Regions from separate parts of the Homo sapiens genome. Here region 2 is linked to region 1. A link is an interaction called in ENCODE POLR2A ChIA-PET data of the cell type or tissue named here. Cell type or tissue: OCI-LY7. All regions are shown on one strand. Region 1 overlaps NFATC3 (nuclear factor of activated T cells 3). Region 2 overlaps DPEP2NB (DPEP2 neighbor).

Region 1 (2,500 bases):
AATTTGCCTGTGCCACCACAACAAAAGTAGAGTCACAGCTATCAATAATGTTTGCTGTAAGAGAAAAAGTTCGTATTCAAGAAATGTTCAAATTGGCAGTCCACTGGAATGCTATTTCTACACACAAGAATGAGGTGCTTGAGTACCAATAGGACTCTTATTTAGAGCTATTTCCCATGCTTAAGAATTCAAAGTTAGAACTGACAAGTATATAGTATGGAACCTCACAACCAGGTAGAGAGGGGCAGGGTAACCCAGTGTGCTCCCTCTTTGAAGGGAGTAGATACACACTGCCATATACACAAAATCCCAACGGGCCTTTCTAATTTGCAATTTTGTAAAGGATTTCGGGGTATTTTTAGACTCCATTTATATGTTATTTCCTCTTGAAGCTGCAATGAACATTCACCAAAGTTTGGTCATGTTATTCTTTTCCTGAACCTGAAGATTAAAGGTATTCATCCCCTGGGTAAACAATTTTATGAAGGTGTTATTATTATTATTATTACTATTATTATTTTAGGAGACAGTGTCTTAGTCTGCCACCCAGGCTGGAGTGAAGTGGTGTGATCATAGCTCACTACAGCCGTGAACTCCTAGGCTCAAGCGATCCTCCCGCTTCAGAGCCCTGCCCCAAGTAGCTGGGACTACAGGCATGTGCCACCAAGACCAGCTAATTTATTTTTTTATTTTTATTTATTTTTTTTGAGACAGAGTCTTGCTCTGTCACCTAGGCTGGAGTGCAGTGGCATGATCTCAGCTCACCGCAACCTCCGCCTCCCGGGTTCAAGCAATTCTCCTGCCCCAGCCTCCCAAGTAGCTGGGATTACAGGTACCTGCCACCATGCCCAGCTAATTTTTTTTGTATTTTAGTAGAGGCGGGGTTTCACCATGTTCAGGCTGGTCTCAAACTCCTGACCTTGTGATCTGCCCGCTTCAGCCTCCCAAAGTGCTGGGATTACAGGCGTGAGCCACCGCGCCTGGTCCAGCTGATTTATTTTTGGGGAGGATAGAGACAGGGTCTTATTATGTTGCCCAGGCTGGTCTCGAACTTCTGGCCTCAATTGATCCTTCTACCTCGCCTCGGCCTCCTAAAGCGCTGGCATTACAGGCATGAATCACCGTGCCCAGCCGAGATGTTGTTTTTATAAAATAAAGACTAAATGTATTTTAAAAATGAAGCCTACATGTATGCAATTATTATAAAAGCACCATCTAGGCCGGGCGTGGTGGCTCACGCCTGTAATCTCAGCACTTTGGGAGGCCGAGGCGGGCGGATCATGAGGTCAGGAGATTGGGACCATCCTGGCTAACATGGTGAAACCCCGTCTCTATTAAAAATACAAAAAATTAGCTGGGCGTGGCGGCAGGCACCTGTAGTCCCAGCTACTCAGGAGGCTGAGGCAGGAGAATGGAGTGAACCCATGAGGCAGAGCTTGCAGTGAGCCAAGATCGCACACTGCACTCCAGCCTGGGTGACAGAGTGAGACTCTGTCTCAAAATAAAAAAAAAAAGCACCATCTAAACTAAATACAGGAAAAAATACTGAATTCACCTTTTTTTTTTTTTTTTTTTGAGAGGCTCTCATTCTGTCGCCCAGGCTGGAGTGCAGTGGCACGATCTTGGCTCACTGCAACCTGCACAGCACCAAACCTGGCCAATTTTTTCTTAAATTTTTGGTAGAAACAGGGTTTGCCATGTTGCCCAGGCTGGTCTCAAACTCCTGAACTCAAGTGATCTGTCTGCCTCGGCCTTCCAAAGTGCTGGGATAACAGGCATGAGCCACCATGCCTGGCCTGAATTCACCTATTTATGGCATGAGTTGAGAAATTAATTTGGATTTATCAAAATCTGATTAATTTGGCCAGGTGTGGTGGGTCATGCTTGTAATCCCAGCACTTTGGGAGGTTGAGACAAGAGGATCACTTGAGCCCAGGGAGTTCCAGGATGCAGTAAGCTATGATCGTGCACCACTGCACTCCAGCCTAGGCAACAGTGTGAGACCCTGTCTCCAAATAAAACAAAAAAAAGGGAAAAACCAAAAAATATTCATTTGATTTTTCAAGCTACAGACAGAAATAAGTTCCTGAAAATTTAGAAGGTATCTATGGTAGGCTGCTAATTATCTTAATTCATTCTTCCACAGTAATCGAGGTTTAGTTAGTCACACTGACACCCAGCTACAGAGTATATTTCCTGGCTTCCCCAGTGTAGCTAGGTATGGCCCATGCAATTCGTTTTCTTCAATGAAATGTGAGCAAAAGCGATGTACGTATCTTCCTCATCACTTGCTTGGCCTCCTTCTTCCTCCCTTTTTCCCATCCCTTCCTCGGGCTAAGACTCAGTCATGACTAAGTGGTTTCTCTGCTTTGACAAAACCTAAGGAGAAAGAGGAACAACAAATTGAAAGGAATCTTGATCTCTGAATTATCATGAGGTGTGAGAGAAATTTCCTATGTGGAAATGTCTCTGGGATCTCCATTATACTCACTTAGCTAAT
Region 2 (2,500 bases), 210 kb after region 1:
CCTGAGATGTGACAGACCTTAAGAAATGTATTTTTGGTCATGGAAGGGATGAGGAGGATCTCCTGGTCTCCTGCTGCTGACACAGGCTCCACATAACTGCTTTCACAGCCAGCATCCTGTCTCAGGGACACATAGAGGTGATAGGCCAAGGCTGTGTCTGGGATGCGAAGAAGATGAAAGGACTTCTTAGGAAGAGTCGCGAGAGAGGGTAGGCTGTAACAGCACAATGTATAAGGTAAAAGTGACTAATTCTGGTTTTCTTTCCAGCTGCAGTGCCTGCCACTTCTCCTCCCACACCTGGGCACTACCATGTTCTCTACCGAGGGTGTGGAGAAACTCAGGTAGGCTGGCATGGGGAGACGTACTGCCTGGTTGGTGGCTACCGGGTCCATGGGGATGCTCCTTTGGCCACCCCAACAAAGGCTGAAGCAGAGAAGCCAGCCCCCAGGCGTGCTCCCAAGAGACGTCAAGCTACGATAGAGTCAGATAAAGACCTGGGTTGCTCTAGCCCCAAAATTCGGCGCTTGGAGCATCGTGGCAGGAGACTGACCCCACAGAAGCTTGCTGGCTGAGCCATTTGGGAGAAAGGACAAATGTTTAGCTGTCTAAGACAGCTAATGCCTCTTCTGCGGTGACCTCCCCTGCCCACCACTGCAGATAGAGCCTGAGTCATTCTGCCTATGCCTTCCTCATCCAGAAGCCCCCTTCCATGCTAACTACCCATGGCCAAGGAGCCTCAGAAACTGTGGTTTAAAATGAGAGGTTGCTTTGAACATCCCAAGGCTGAAGACGGCCTGGAAGAAAACCTGATGTTCCTCTACTCATCTCTCCAGAGTCCCTTTTTGGGCAGAAGATAGAAATAGTCTGCACTCTGCTAGCCGAGGAGTCAAGTGCAGAGAGGGAGTGCAGCATAGCCCAGTAAGGGCTTGATCTACCAGATGGGTCTTTGCTTTGAGTCACTGCCAGCAACTACCAGCACAAACCAGGAGGGCCAGGACTTGCTGAAACTGGAAGCAGCAGCCCATGGCTAGTCACAGCAGGAGAAAGCCTCCTGCTTGGCATCTCAGGAGGTAGAAGAAAGAGACCTGGGGAGACCTGCCACCTACAGCAAGAACAATAAGGAGGAAGTTGAGCAACATCCCCCTGAAGCTCACATGTTACTTTATTTCCTGCCCATTATGGCCCCAGTGAGGTCCCTACTGCTCAATTTAAAAAAAAATTAAAAAAATTATTTTTCCATAACAGTATTTGACTTGATCATCTTTTTTTTTTTTCTTTTTTGACGGAGTCTCACTCTGTCACCCAGGCTGGCGTGCAGTGGCACTATCTCGGCTCCCTGCAAGCTCCACCTCCTGGGTTCACGCCATTCTCCTGCCTCAGCCTCCCTGGTAGCTGGGACTACAGGCGCCCGCCACCACACCCAGCCAATTTTTGTATTTTTAGCAGAGACGGGGTTTCACCATGTTGGCCAGGATGGTCTTGATCTCCTGACCTCAAGATCTGCCCGCGTTGGCCTCCCAAAGTTCTGGGATTATAGGCATGAGCCACCATACCCAGCCTCTTTCTTCCTCCTCTTCTTATTCTTCTTCCTTCTTCCTTCTTTCTTCTTCTTCTCCTTCTCCTTCTCCTCCTTCTTCTTCCTCTTTTCTCTCTCTCTCTTAGATGGGGTCTCGGCCAGGCACAGTGGCTCAGTCCTGTAATCCCTGCACTTTGGGACGCTGAGGCAGTGGATCACCTAAGGTCAGAAGTTTGAGACCAGCCTGGCCAGCACAATGAAACCCCATCTTACTAAAAATACAAAAAATTGGCCAGGCGTGGTGGCTCACGCCTGTAATCCCAGCACTTTGGGAGGCCGAGGTGGGCGGATCACGAGGTCAGGAGATTGCGACCATCCTAACATGGTGAAACCCCATCTCTACTAAAAAATACAAAAAATTAGCCAGGCGTGGTGGCGGGTGCCTGTAGTCCCAGCTACTCGGGAGGCTGAGGCAGGAGAATGGCATGAACCCGGGAGGCAGAGCTTGTGGTGAGCCGAGATAGTGCCACTGCACTAAAGCCTGGGCGACATCCGTATCAAAACAAAAAAAAAAATACAAAAACTTAACTGGTCATGGTGGTGGGCACTTGTAATCCCAGCTACTCAGGAACCTCAGGCAGGAGAATCACTTGAACCTGGGAGGCAAAGGTTGCAGTGAGCCGAGATCATGCCACTGCACTCCAATCTGGGCAACAAGAGTGAAACTCTGTCTAAAAAAAAATAAAAAAAAAAAGGCCAGGCGCTGTGGCTCACACCTGTAATCCCAACACTTTGGGAGGCAGAGGCGGGCGGATCACAAGGTCAGGAGATCAAGACCATCCTGACTAACACAGTGAAACCCCGTCTCTCCTAAAAATACAAAAAATTAGTCAGTTGTGGTGGCAGGCACCTGTAGTCTCAGCTACTTGAGAGGCTGAGGCAGGAGAATGGCATGAACCCGGGAGGCGGAGCTTGCAGTAAGCC

The links. Peaks named below come from ENCODE experiments on the same cell type or tissue, not always from the same donor. Only the 100,000 strongest peaks of a DNase experiment are listed, where the experiment ranks them.
Region 2: POLR2A ChIA-PET joins it to region 1 with 5 read pairs; 4 of 35 experiments call an interaction of 5 or more read pairs at or near these places.

Annotation. Positions count from the first base shown.
Region 1 is chr16:68,217,590-68,220,089 of GRCh38, reverse strand. All of the region lies in intron 9 of NFATC3 (nuclear factor of activated T cells 3), which reads right to left. Among named protein-coding and RNA genes, the nearest start is that of MIR6773, 15 kb to the left of the region's middle. In OCI-LY7, no CTCF peak of the experiment used is centred here; no DNase peak of the experiment used is centred here.
Region 2 is chr16:68,012,180-68,014,679 of GRCh38, reverse strand. It overlaps DPEP2NB (DPEP2 neighbor), which reads left to right. Exons shown (of 2, transcript NM_001282442.2): 2 at 268-1,244. The coding sequence ends at 572. Among named protein-coding and RNA genes, the nearest start is that of DPEP2NB, 2.5 kb to the left of the region's middle. In OCI-LY7, no CTCF peak of the experiment used is centred here; a DNase peak (open chromatin) is centred at 1,119.